Linked DNA regions of Homo sapiens: region 2 is linked to region 1. Evidence: chromatin contacts called from ENCODE Hi-C or POLR2A ChIA-PET data. All regions are on one chromosome and are shown on one strand. Each heading gives the region's core, a stretch centred on a gene start or an enhancer-like site at or near the end of the contact. The rest is flanking DNA. Distances are from core to core; before and after follow the strand shown.

The links. A loop is a pair of places that touch in the nucleus more often than their neighbours do. ChIA-PET counts read pairs that join two places held with the same protein, here RNA polymerase II (POLR2A). Pooled maps may share reads with other maps.
Region 2: a loop to region 1 is called in a map of heart right ventricle, with 2.1 times the contacts of the local background. The contact joins two enhancer-like sites. A Hi-C loop is called at or near these places in 5 of 168 maps with a recorded cell type or tissue (PC-9, cardiac septum, heart right ventricle and 1 more) and 8 of 50 pooled maps. POLR2A ChIA-PET finds 5 or more read pairs at or near these places in 2 of 52 experiments (CD4-positive, alpha-beta T cell and activated T-cell).

Annotation. Positions count from the first base shown.
Region 1 is chr2:190,368,884-190,375,978 of GRCh38, forward strand. INPP1 (inositol polyphosphate-1-phosphatase) reads left to right here. Exons shown (of 7, transcript NM_001128928.2): 6 at 220-394; 7 at 1,961-2,782. The coding sequence ends at 2,519. Among named protein-coding and RNA genes, the nearest start is that of INPP1, 29 kb to the left of the region's middle. Within about 2 kb of position 3,673, at least 5 of the 41 ENCODE cell types and tissues checked have a DNase peak (open chromatin) inside an H3K27ac peak, as active enhancers do.
Region 2 is chr2:190,781,036-190,788,310 of GRCh38, forward strand. No RefSeq gene overlaps it. Among named protein-coding and RNA genes, the nearest start is that of GLS, 96 kb to the right of the region's middle. RefSeq lists a cis regulatory region at 629-992. Within about 2 kb of position 5,901, at least 4 of the 41 ENCODE cell types and tissues checked have a DNase peak (open chromatin) inside an H3K27ac peak, as active enhancers do.

The DNA.
Region 1 (7,095 bases), core at 2,423-4,922:
ATAGACACATCCTCTCCCTTCAAGAGTTCTCACAGTCAGGAAAATGAAACACAAGCAATTTAAAAGTAAAGTACAAGAGGCCAAATAACAATTCAATACAGTGACATCCAAAGGTAAAAAATTATTGGTTACCAAATCAGTAGAAGAGAGAAGTCATATGGAACAGAGTCTTCTAAATGATCTTTACCTGAATCCAAACACATTTGTTTCCTTTTTCAGATTCAACTTATCAGTATATAAAAGGTTCTGCTGACATTAAATCCAACCAGGGAATCTTCCCCTGTGGACTTCAGTGTGTCACCATTTTAATTGGTGTCTATGACATACAGACAGGGGTTCCCCTGATGGGAGTCATCAATCAACCTTTTGTGTCACGAGATCCAAACACCCTCAGGTAAAAGGCAAATATTTTTGGTATATTATGGTTGTTAGAACTTACGACCTCAGCTTTGCTTGTTGTTAGGATTATCACTATATGACATTCCCATGACTTAACACATGGGAGTGTTGCCATTGAAAGTCTGCGTATTTGAATTAAAGTTCTATTTTCAATCTTGGATTTGCGTAATTTTATTTCAGGCCAAGTGCATGCTGGTAGAAATTTTAAAATTAATACTATCCTGTAGAAATCATAGTTTTACATTTGGAATATAGTAATCCTGTTCCCTGTTTCTAGAATCCACTCAAAACCAGATAAGTAGAGTGGTGGTAACACTGCCTTCCAATACATTGGGAATAAGACAGCTGCCATCGCTGTATAGCCAGTTGAACTTTGGTATAATTTTAGAAGTTCAAAACAAAATGTGAAAATTATCCAATGAAAAGATTGGTAGGCATGGCCAGGATCAGAACCTAACTCACACTCCCTTTCTGCCTCCTCCCTTCCACTCTTCCATGCACTCTTAAACAGAGCGTAGAAAGTGGCCAGGACTCAGCTGCCTCTGATCCATGGCCTGTGCTTTGGGGTTGACTCCAGGGCATGGCAAAGTCCAGGTGGAACAAGCAGTTCAGCTTTTTATTGAAATAGGTCATATTTTTTCACTTATATAGGATTACATATTTTTATTGAACCTGAGCTGCTTCAAGTAACAATCATTTGCTCTTTAATAGTCATAAGTTTATACCTCTTAAGTTTTAATATTTTCCCCCTACCCCCACCATCTTCCAAACTAAAAATAGGTTTCTGCTATCTTTAAAAGGTTAATAAGAAATTAAAAAGAATTGGAACAATATGCAGACATAATCATGGCCTAGAAATGGAGGTGGTCAACAAAATAGTTTATGGCACAGATTCAGAGTGAGACTTTGTGGGTTTGAATGCAGATTCTACCACTTTCTAGCTGAGTGGGCCTCAGCAAGCTACTTACTTTCTCTAAGCCTGTTTCCTTATCTGTAAATATGTAACAACATAGACAGTAAGTTAAGCATTGATAAAGGGAAGGTGCTATAATTATTGTGGTTGCCAAAACTAATAACATTGAGTCCATCTTTCTTTGTGTTGGAAGCCAACGTGAAACTAGTGAATAAGAGAATGAAAAGGAGTTACCAAATAAAGAAAAACTTGTTATAGGGATTGTAGAATATTTGCAGATCAAAAAGAGATATCACTTTTCTATTCCTTTTTCCCTACTAAACTTTAAATACTAAAAGTTGTAATGAAATTTTGCAATGGTTCTGGAAGCTGGAAACCCCATAAATGTTTTAGTGTTGTCCTAGATTGATGTGATAATGCCATAAAATTGAAAGCATTTCTAATTGCAACAACTCAGGCAGCTGCATGCATATAAGTAACTTTCTGAAATAAACTAGCTACCTGATATCTATTCCTAGACTTAAAGGTGTTAAGATTCACCATGTTATGATGAATTGTGTATTTCTTCGTATCATTAAGTTTGAAAGTGACATGAGTAATGAAAAACAAATGTGATAATCATCACCAATTGAAATTTTTCTTCTACAGGTGGAAAGGACAGTGCTATTGGGGCCTTTCTTACATGGGGACCAACATGCATTCACTACAGCTCACCATCTCTAGAAGAAACGGCAGTGAAACACACACTGGAAACACCGGCTCTGAGGCAGCATTCTCCCCCAGTTTTTCAGCCGTAATTAGTACAAGTGAAAAGGAGACTATCAAAGCTGCATTGTCACGTGTGTGTGGAGATCGCATATTTGGGGCAGCTGGGGCTGGTTATAAGAGCCTATGTGTTGTCCAAGGCCTCGTTGACATTTACATCTTTTCAGAAGATACCACATTCAAATGGGACTCTTGTGCTGCTCATGCCATACTGAGGGCCATGGGTGGGGGAATAGTAGACTTGAAAGAATGCTTAGAAAGAAATCCAGAAACAGGGCTTGATTTGCCACAGTTGGTGTACCACGTGGAAAATGAGGGTGCTGCTGGGGTGGATCGGTGGGCCAACAAGGGAGGACTCATTGCATACAGATCCAGGAAGCGGCTGGAGACATTCCTGAGCCTCCTGGTCCAAAACCTGGCACCTGCAGAGACGCATACCTAGAGGAACTCTAACCCCGGTGTACCTGTATAAACTGAACTGTGAAACTGTTTCGGTTATCTCTGTCTTTTGAGGATGGCTTTGTCCTGTTGCTGGTTAACATTCACCTTCCTCTTTTGAGGAGTATTTTTCCATTATGTATTCATAATAATGTTAATTTCAATAAATGACATTCATGCAGCAATTATATTGGTGTATGAAATTCTTACAGTGAATATTGTGCTGTTAGTGCTGCTTGAAACATTTCAATAAAATATTGACCAGGAGCAGTGGCTCATGCCTGTAATCCCGGGACTTGGGGAGGCCAAGACGGGCGGATCACGAGGTCAAGAAATCAAGACCATCCTGGCCAACATGGTGAAACCCCATCTCTACTAAAAATATAAAAATTAGCTGGGCTTGGTGGTGTGTGCCTGTAGTCCCAGCTACTCAGGAGGCTGAGGCAGGAGAATCGCTTGAACCCGGGAGGCATAGGTTGCAGTGAGCCGAGATTGTGCCACTACACTCCAGCCTGGTGACAAAGCGAGACTGTCTCAAAAAAAAAAAAAAATTGATGAACGAGGAAAAAATCCTGTTAAATTAGTAAAACTATGCTAAACATCTAAGCGATAGAAATTTCTCTGAAATATAAGGGAGAATACAGGAGGGGTTTGCTTGAGTTTTGTTTCCTCTCGAAGGGAAAAATCTGCAATTTTAGCCTGTTGGCAGAACATTTAGAACTTAATCTGCGTAAGTTAGCCAAGTTTATGTACTTTTAACAGTATTCTTGTATTTCTTATAGGAAGTAAAGCCTGGAACACTGTGGGCTCCCCCTTTGCAGAGACAGGGAGAGACAGGGATACACACACACACACACACACACACACACACACACACACACATACACAGTGAAAGACACAGACAAACAGAAAGACACATATACACACACAGAAGCAAAAGAGTACAATGAGTAGAGGTTTCTGCAATTTTTGCATATTTACTACACTTTACCAAAAACCAGAGGTGGACTTTAGATATATACAACCCTTGTGTACCAGCATCCCACAGTGAATGTTCTCTGAAGTGGACATAAAGTACTTTTTCTGTATTCTCTGTGGCAGGCCTGGTAACCAGAGAGTGCCAACTGCAGGGATCAAATCCTCGGCTCTGACTTCATTCTGCCCTACGCCCCCTGGGGGCCAAAGGATGTTTCTACAGATCCTCTATTTACAAATGCATGAAAATAACAATCTTATTTTCTAATGTCCTTACACTTAAAAATTTTTGACAAATTATGTTTATGTCATATGATATGATGCTTTGACATATGTATATATTGCAGAAGGGCTAAATCAAACTAACATTACCTTACATTTTTTTGTGTGTGTGTGTAGTGAGAACACTTAAAATCTGTTAGCAATTTTCAGGTAAACAATACGTTGTTATTAACTATAGTCACCACGTCATAGGATCTTTTGAACTTATTCTTCCTGTTAACTAGGATTTTCTATCCTTTGACCAACATCTCCCAAACACTCCAGCCCCTGATAACCACCATTCTACTCTCTGCTTCTGTGAGTTTGACTTTTTCAGTTTCCATGTGTAAGTGAGGCCGTGTGGTATTTGTCTTTCTGTGCCTGGCTTATTTTACTTAACAATGTCCTTCAGGGTCATCCAAATGACAAGATTTCTTTTTTTATGGCAGAATAGTATCCATTGTGTATACATATTAATACCACATTTTCTTTACCCATTCATTCATATCTTGGTTGATTTCATATCTTGGCTATTGTCAATAATATCAAAATGAGCATGGGAGTGGAGGTATCTCTTTAACATACTGATTTCTTTTCGTTTTTTTTTTTTTTTTTTTTTTTTGTTTTGTTTTTTTTTTTGAGATAGGGTCTCACTCTGTCACCAGGCTGGAGTGCAGTGGAATGATCATGGCTCACTGCAGCCCCAACCTCCTGGGCTCAAGCGATCCTCCCACCTCAGCCTCCTAAGTAGCTGGGACTATAGGTGCATGCCACCATGCCTGACTAATTTTTGTGTTTTAGTAGAGATGGGGTTTTGCCATGCTTCCCAGGCTGGTCTCGAACTCCTAGGGCTCAAATTTCTCAATTGGAGGGGTCAAAAGCTGGATGGAAGAGGGAATCATTATATTCTGTGAACATCTATAATGTATATTATTCACCATCAATCTTTGCAGAAAAGCCAAAGCCCTTTCTTTAAGCATGTGCCTCTGATGGGTCTGCATTGTTTTTCTTGCAGAAGCCACAACCAGGTGACTATGATTTCTAGTTTTATTTTCTGTAGAGGAAGAACTTAAAAATATTCCATTTTTACAGTGGTGTTTGTTTTTGAGACAGAGTCTTGCTCTGTCACCCAGGCTTGAGTGCAATGGCACGATCTTGGCTCACTGCAACCTCTGCCTCCCAGGTTCAAGTGATTCTCCTGCCTCAGTAGCTGAGCATAAATCTCAGCTACTCTCCTGAGTAGCTGAGATTACAGGCACTTACCATCATGCCCGGCTAATTTTTGTATTTTTAGTAGAGACAGTGTTTCGCCATGTTGGCCAGGCTGGTCTCGAACTCCTGACCTCAGGTGATCCATCCACCTTGGCCTCCCAAAGTGCTGGGATTACAGGCATGAGCCACTGCGCCTGGCCACAGTTTTCTTACCAACTAATTTTTTGGTTCACCTTTACCCACACTTACTAAAGCCTCCAATTCTTTGTTTTCAAACCCACACTCCATTACTTTACGTTATATTAATTTAATTATTAGAAATAAAATTGGAATATAGAGTTGTGGAAAGAAGTAAACAATTTTTTTTTTTTTTTGAGATGGAGTCTCACTCTGTCACCTGGGCTGGAGTGCAGTGGTGTGATTTTGGCTCACTGCAACCTGCACCTCCCGGGTTCAAGCAATTCTCCTGCCTCAGCCTCCCTAGTAACTGGGATTACAGATGCCTGCCACTATGCCCAGCTAATTTTTTGTATTTTTAGTAGAGACAGGGATTCACCACGTTGGCCAGGCTGGTCTCCAACTCCTGACCTCGTGATTCACCCGCCTTGGCCTCCCAAAGTGCTGCCACTGCACCCGGTCAACAATTCTTGGTATGCAGGCAATTTATCTGATGGGAACAGGAGTTGGAGGTAGTGATGGAGGGGTGTTCTACAGAGGAGCCTCTTGGCCATGAAAGTCAAGTGTCTTTTGCATCAGTCTGTGTTTTACAGGAGGATGGATAGAGAGATTAGTCTGCCAGGTCACTTAGACACAGAGTAGTACAAAGAGAGCCTCAACTGCACATCAAGAAGAGCAGTCTTTGGGAATCCAAGTCAACATCCCTTCCTTTCTTGCTCTCACAACCTATATGCAATCACTCAGGAAACTCTCTGGTCTCCACTTTCAAAAATATATCCAGAATTCAGCTATTCCACATCACTGTCCTATACCCCACCCTGCTCCATGCCTTTTTATGCATCACCTGGATTATTGCAATAAACTTCTAACTTGCCTCCATACTGTTCATTCTCAAGACAGAAGCCAGAGTGATCTTTTTCAAACACAGATCAGATCATGTCCCTCTTCTGTTCAAAATTCTCCAAAGCACAATAAAATACCATCTTACACCAGTCAGAATGGCCATTATTAAAAAGTAAAAAAAACAAAAACTGATGTTGGCAAGGATGTGGAGAAAAAGAGATGCCTATACACTGATGATGGGAATATTAATTAGTACAACCTCCATGGAAAAGAGTATGGAGATTTCTCAAAAAACTAAAAGTAGAACTACCATTCGATCCAGCAATCCCACTATTGGGCTACCCAAAGGAAAAACAAAATAATCACCTCAAAAAGACATTTGCACTCATGTTTATCACAGCATTCTTCACAATATCAAGGTTAAGGACTCAACATAAGTGTCCACCGTCGGAGGAATAGATTTTTTAAAAATGCGGTATATACATATAGAATACTACTCAGCCATAAAAAAAAATCATGTTTCTTACAGCAACACGGATAGACCTGGAGGCCATTATCCTAAATGAAATGACTTAGAAACAGGAAGTCAAAACTGCAGGTTCTCACATAAAGGTGGGAGCTAAATAATGGGTACACATGGACACACAGTGGAATAATCAACATTGGAGACTTAAAAAGGTGGGAGTGTGAAAGGAGGTAAGGGATGAGATGCTACCTATGGAGTACAATGTGCACTGTTTGGGTAATGGGTACATTAAAAGCCCAGACTTCATTGCACAATGTATTTAAATAACACAACTGCACTTACGCCCCTAAACCTATAAAAAGAAATAAATTTAAAAAGGAAAGGCAAAAAATGCTTCCAAATGTTTCCTCGGCTCTCTTAGGGAAAAAGCCAAAGTCCTCATATAGCCTATAAGGCCCACATTCCACCCTTCCTTCTCATCTTCTCTTACTCTCTGCTATGGTCTAAATATCTGTATCCCTCCCCTACCAAATTCATATGTTGAAATCCTAACCCCCAGGGTGATGGTATTAGGAGACAGGGCCTTTGGGAGGTGATCCAGTCATGAAGGTGGAACCCTTATGACTGGGATTAGTGCCCTTATAAA
Region 2 (7,275 bases), core at 4,651-7,150, 410 kb after region 1:
CCCTGAGATAATTTGAGTCAATGAACTCCTATATATCTTATTGGCAAATTAGACAAATTTAGAGTATATGTTATGGAAAAATTCTGAGAAGCCAAGAAAATGGTGGTGATATAAATCTGAGTTTGAACATACTCTCTCCCAAAACAATAAAGAAGATCAAATGAAACTACATAAAACCCATGTCTTCTACATAACTAGAAGACATGAAATGTCCAAATTTCAAATTAACTGTAAATAGAAAAATAAACACCAAACCCCAGCAAGTTGCCTCCTCCACTCCTAATACAAGCCCTTCAGGAACCAACAAAGTCAGCTGGAGAAAATCCGTGCAGAGTAGACAAGAGGGAAGCTAGTGGTGGACCTTAGATTGATCTGAAACAACCACCAGAGAGAGAACGTCGGCGCTAAGTTTGAAAATACTGAAAAGCACACTGGTAGATCAGGCTACTTACTACTGGGAAGGGACTTAACCATATGTGCTGCATGCGAGGAGATGGTCTTGTCCCACTTTTTGTGAGAGGAGATGGTCTTGGAAGGATAAGTAAGGCATCCTGGTAAAAAGGGTCAAAGGGACCCTCTTTTAGAGGCGAGCTCTGGAAATCTTGCAGTGAGAGGGAAATTGAAGAACCTGCAAGAATCTCTTCCCTTGCAAAACTGAAGGTAGCCCAGCCCCTTCTCCCATCATTCCCCTTCCAAATAATAATAATAAATAATAATAATAAGTTCAATTTTAAAAAAGAAAGAAAAAGAAGTTATACTTTGCCACACTGACAGAAGAGGGCGCTCTTGACCTAGGAATTTTGCAACCACCCCAACCCTTCCAGCCCTGTCCACAGAAAGGCGGATCAAAGTCTTCATCTAAGCAAAATCACCAGAATAAAAAGAACCCAAGCAATTCAACTGAGAAAAATTCCTCCCCCAAATAATGGCAAAGTGGAAGAAAACTAACACAACACTGAACTGAATTCAACGTCCTCAAGCACTTGGGAACATGGAAAAACACTTCAAATTACACATTCAGAAACTAGGTACAGAAACAGACATAAAAAAAGAAGAAATAAAATAAAAGTTGATTGAACTCAGGAAAGAAATAGAAGAAAGAATAGAAAAGCCATTATAAGCATTCCTATAAGATTTTAGATAAACTGAACTAAGACATTTTACACACGCGCACACACACACCACACATGCACACTATCCTTCAAGTTACATTTGAACAATTTCTTCACCATGTAGCTTTTGGGGGTTCATCCCAATTGGATATTTTGAGACATGCAATAAATGGTTCTGCTATTATTGCTATAATCACCATTACAGGTAACTGATTGGATGAGGACAGCAAGCGAGGGGAGGGAGTCTCGAGTAAAATGTCTGAGGCAAGATAATAGTTTGTCCAACTCCAGTGTTCACCTAGGCCAATGACTTTACAGATGAGATTCAGGGAGGTTACATAATGACCCAAGCTTCCCCAGAGCCAGTTAGTGACAGAAAGCACAAGGCAGAAAGCCTCCCTCTCCTTCTCTCTCCCCTTTTCCTCCTCTTACTTCAGAGGACAATGAGTGCCTCCTCCACCCTCCAGCAACCTCAGACCCTGTCACCTCACCCCTCAGCAGGATTCCCTCTTTTATATTCACTCTCCCCTTTTCTTCCGACCAATTCTTCCAGGCAGATACTCTCTGTCACCCTCATCCTGTAAAGCAAATACTCCAAACCACCTTCCCTTGATTCTGTCACTGCTGATTTTTCTCTTATCCTTAAACTTTTTTTTTCTTTTCTTTTTTTTTTCTTTTTTTTTTTTTTTTTTGAGATGGAGTCTCACTCTGTCGCCCAGCCTGGAGTGCAAAGGCGCAATCTCCGCTCACTGGAAGCTTCGCCTCCCAGGTTCACGCCATTCTCCTGCCTCAGCCTCCCAAGTAGCTGGGACTACAGGCACTCGCCACCACGCCCGGCTAATTTTTTGTATTTTTGCTAGAGACGGGGTTTCACCATGTTAGCCAGGATGGTCTTGATCTCCTGACCTTGTGATCCGCCCGCCTCAGCCTCCCAAAGTGCTGGGATTACAGGCCTGAGCCACCACACCCAGCCATCCTTAAACTTTTAAAAGAACTTGATACCAACCGTCGGCTCTCCCTCTCAACTCACTCCTGAAATTCTTGCAATCTGTTTTCCCCCATTCTCTCCTGAGCCCACGTGCTCGGAAACTGCTGGTCACTAGCTTCTAGACACTCCTATCCCTTGTTTTCTTGGACGCACAGCCCATTTTCTCTAGTCAATTCCCCATCTACTCATTTTCTTCCTCCCTCTTAAATGTATGCATTCCCTAAAGCTCTCCACTGCCTTTTCTTTTTGCCTGCACAGCTGCAGACTGCAAATATACATTTCCATACCTATCTGTTTCTCAGGTGTCTTTCCCTTATTGTCTTCTAGACATCATCCCTGGAATCCAGGAGGCTACCTGGAGCTCAACATGTCTAAAACTGAACTCCACACCCTCTATTCAGTTCTGTACTCACTCTTGAGCTCCAACTCAGAGTCCTTGATCTATTTTTTTGTGTTCTGTACCAAATCACCCATAAATTCTACTCAAAGCATTTATTGAGTATCTGATATGTGCAGGCACTGGATATGGGCCTGGGAGTATGAGATGAGTAAGACTTGTACTTACAGACTCAGTGGAAAGTCCTGTCCAATCAACACATACAACTTTCTTTCCACATTCACTGTCATCATTTTCATTTCCATGGTCACCCTCCTAGAGCAAGCCAGCTTTACCTCTGTTCTAGACTGGTAAAGCAGCCCCTTAAGAGATTTCTCTGGAACCAGCCTGGTTGAATGGAGTTGATCTCTGCTTTTATGCATTTTGTAGTTTAATACATCTACTTCTGTTTCCATTTTTCCATCTACTTGGAATATCCTCCACTGATCTTCCTATGTCACATCTGATCTGTCCTTTAATGCCTATCTCAAATTCTGGGCCTGCTTTGATATTTTGCCTGGTTTCCTGAGCTGGGAGTTGTGACTTCTTTCTCGGAACTCATGCAGACTTGTCTTCTGCACCTATGCTTTACCAGTTGTCCCTCTTGTTCAAGCTCATGGCACCATCAGTTAGGATTAGAATGTAAAAACCAGCTTTATATGATTAAAAAAAAACAGATCCATGATCAACTTCAAAAGAAATTATTTGTTCATTAGCTTACTATTTGTGTTACACCTTTTTATACCTTTTCTCTTGGAGGTTTGATAAACTAAACTACCAGAGAAGCTGAATATTCTAGTGTTACTAGATTTTGCTTAGCGCAAATAATGTGATTTCAAGAACTTCACATGAGGTCTTTTCAGCTTCATCATCTAGAAAATAGAAAAGTTATATTAAATGTACTTCACATCCTCTTTCAGATCTACCATTCTATAATTAAGGTGTCTCAAGGATTTGACTGTGTGGGAAACTCTGTTGATAGACTAATTTAACACCCATTCCCAGCTCCTCTCCTGTCCTCAGCTTCACTACAAAAGTTGGGAAAGCTGAATATTCACTTTACTATCCTTCTTTGCAGCTAGTGGCAGCCATGTAATCTCATGTATCTCATTCTGGCCAATGAGATATAAGCAGAACTCTATAAAGGAGAATTCTGGGAAGCTGTCATCACTCCTGTATTGGCAGAATTCTAAGATGGCCCCCGGGTATGTGTGTCCTATATAGTCCCCTTCCCTTGAGTATGGCAGAACCATGGGATATCACCCCCATCATTAGGTTACTAATCAGTTGACTTTGAGTCAATCAAAAGGGAAATTATCCTGGGTGGGCCTAACAGAATCTGGTGAGCCTTTGAAAAGAGAGATGATTTTCTATTGGCCTCCAGGAAGAAAGCAAGCAGCTATCTTTCCAATTGCCTTGAAGCAGCCTCTAGGAGCTCAGGGTCTTAGCCCTAGGAACTGAATTCTACCAACCACCAGTGAGCTTGAAAGAGTACCCTGAAGGCTGGGTGCGGTGGCTCAGGCCTGTAATCCCTGCACTTTGGGAGGCCGTGGTGGGCGGATCACGAGATCAGGAGATCAAGACCATCCTGGCTAACACGGTGAAACCCCGTCTCTACTAAAAATACAAAAAATTAGCCGGGCATGGTGGCGGGCGCCTGTAGTCCCTGCTACTTGGGAGGCTGAGGCAGGAGAATGGCGTGAACCCGGGAGGCGGAGCTTGCAGTGAGCCAAGATCGCACCACTGCACTCCAGCCTGGGCAACAGAGCAAGATTCCATCTCAAAAAAAAAAAAAGAAAAGAAAAGAAAAAGAAAGAGGACCCTGAGCTTCACATGACATTCGGCTTCTGCTGACACCATGATTGCAGCCTGGTGATTTCTTAAGCAGAGAACTCAGGCAAGCAGTGACCAGGCTCCCGACTTATAGAACTGTGAGATAGTAAATTCATGTTGTTTTACACTGCTATATTTTATGGCAGTCTGCTACACAGCAATAGAGAACCAATGCAACTAATACAACTCCTTTCCACCTAATCTCAAAAGTCAGGTGCTTAAAAAACTATCTTATAAAGTAAAGGCCAAGTGAATCATAAAGCCACTGCCCTGACCTCTTGCACCTTTAAAACTAAGGTGCAAGTCATCATGCAACCTCCCTGATTCTCATCTGTAAAGTCACTGGCCTAGGTGAACAGTAGAGTTTGACAAAACCTTTTTTATTTAGGCCAGAAAAAGAAATGTCTGCCTGTATGAGCCAATATGAAGTTAGCAAACGTTTCTTTTACTTGCAGTTAAAATAATTTCCAACTGATAAAGCAGACTTCCAAAAGCAGCATGAGCAAATTCTTATTTATTCATTGGCAAACATTTATAAAGCATACATAATGTTCCAGATAGGGGGAAAAATCTCCCAAAAATAAAAAAAAATTATTGCTTTCTATAGGCTCATAGCCTCCTGTAGCATGGAGCATGGGAGAGGGAAAAGGCAGACAAATCAAGATACAACTAAAATATAGAGTGGTTAGGCTATGACAGTTATAAACAGAAGGTCTTAGGGAAGCTCAAAGCAGGAATACCTAGCGCACACATTCAGGGTGGTAGGGAGGGAAGGGTTGAATTGGGAGGTTTAGGATATGGAGCAGAATTATGAGGGAGGCGTATGAGTTACTTGGAAGAAGCAGAGGAGGGAGTTTCTAGGCACAGAAGAGTAGAGGCCAATCAATAATCAACCAACAACCATCAAGCACCTGGTGTGAGGTAGGGGCACCTGCCAGATGCTACAGGGAGACGGAGATGTAAAGAACTTCGTCCCTGCCCCAGGTTTTTATAATCATGCTGCAGCGATGCTTCCCCTCCTCCACCCCAGCCCCCGCTCCCCCCCCCGCCCCTCCTCCCCACCCCCGGGGATGGAGCAGCCTGAGTGCTCTCTCTTGTCAACTAAGGACATTGCAAAAGGCACATGCCACCCTGTCGTGCTGCCTTGCTCCCCCAGATCATGCCCTTGGCAGCTGCCTCAGATATTACTGCTTCCAGAAAGTGGCTTACCAACTACGGTGGGAGAATCTAGGTCAAGGTCCTTCAGGAATGTGCTGTGCACAGGCAATTCAAGAAAAGAGAAATGAATTTGACAGGGAAGACAAGCCCTGCAGGTTTTGAAGTAGAATCTTGGAAGCCTGCAGGCTTGGTGAAACTATGCCATCTCTCTTATCAGATTATCGTTCTTAACAGCCTAGGAATTTGCTTGGAAATTATAGAAAGCCACTGTAAATCTTCTTTGAACAAGTAAAGGAACAAATATGTTGAAATAATAAAATGTGAATTCTGAAATAGGGCCTAGGGAAAAATACTGGAGGTAAAAAGACTAAGGCAGATACCATTGAAGGAAGGTGAGAGCAACAACAGAATGAATCATATTTCACCCAATTGACTTGTTTAATCATATTTGAGGAGCAGGGAGGGTTTATAATGGCTAAAAAGAAGGAACTGAGAGGCAGGAAGAACCAAATGTCATTCTTATCTCAGTGGGCATCTAAACCTCACCTGATTTTCCCAGGATGCTGGGGGAAACTTCCCTGTGGCAGCAGTTAAGAAGCTTGCCCAAGGGCTGAGCATTTTTATTTTGCTTTGTTTTGTTTTCATTTTTTTTTTTAATGTCATTGGCCAGGCACAGTGGCTCACACCTGTAATCCCAGCACTTTGGGAGGCCGAGGCAGGTGGATCACCTGAGGTCAGGAGTTCGAGGCCAGCCTGGCCACCATGGTGAAACCCAGTCTCTACTAAAAATACAAAAATTAGCTGGGCCTGGTGACGCATGCCGGTAATCTCAGCTACTTGGGAGGCTGAGGCAGGAGAATCGCTTGAACCTGGGAGGTGGAGTTTGCAGTGAGCTGAGATCACACCACTGCACTCCAGCCTGGGAGATGGAGAGAGACTTTGTCTTAAAAAAAACTTAAAAAAAAAAAGTCAGATTTACTGAGGTTTTATATATACATATATATATACACATATATATATACACACATATATATACACATATATATATACACACATATATATACACATATATATATACACACATATATATACACATATATATATACACACACACATACATACATACAGCAAATTTACCCCTTTTCAGTCTACAGTTTGATAAGATTTGACATATGCATACAGTCACATAACCACCACCACAAGGAAGGCATAGAATATTCCCACCACCCCAGAAAGCTGCCTTGTGCCTTTTTGTAGTCAACTCCTCTCCCCACCTTCTGCAAACCACTGACAGGATTTCTGTCTCTCTAGTTCCGCCTTTTCCAGAATGTCACATAAATGGAATCATATGGTAGATTGCCTTTTGTGTCTGGCTTCTTGCACTTCGCATAATGCAAGGCCAATTTTTAAAAGCTTCAGTATAAATGTTCTCTGCCAAGGTCATCTTTCCTTCAAATCTAAGGCAAAATGGATGAGCACCAATGTTCATGCTTGTCTTAACAAATTCACTGAAGTATGACTGTAGACCCTAAATCAAACCTGTGAAATGCGAAGCAGTTTCTCTCTGTAATCTATTCTGATGTGTTGGCTCAAGCTACACTTGTACAGTGCAAATGATAATAGAAGTCACAGTAAATGTGTAAATTAATATTGTTCTACTTATTAACATTTAGAAATACATAATTTCATTTTAATCAATCAAGACTATTTATAGGCCTATACTGTTGTCCTTAAGGAACTTGCAAACATATTACAAAGACAGTATACAATTAAATCATAGTATTTTATTGCTGAAAGAGGTTTTAGTG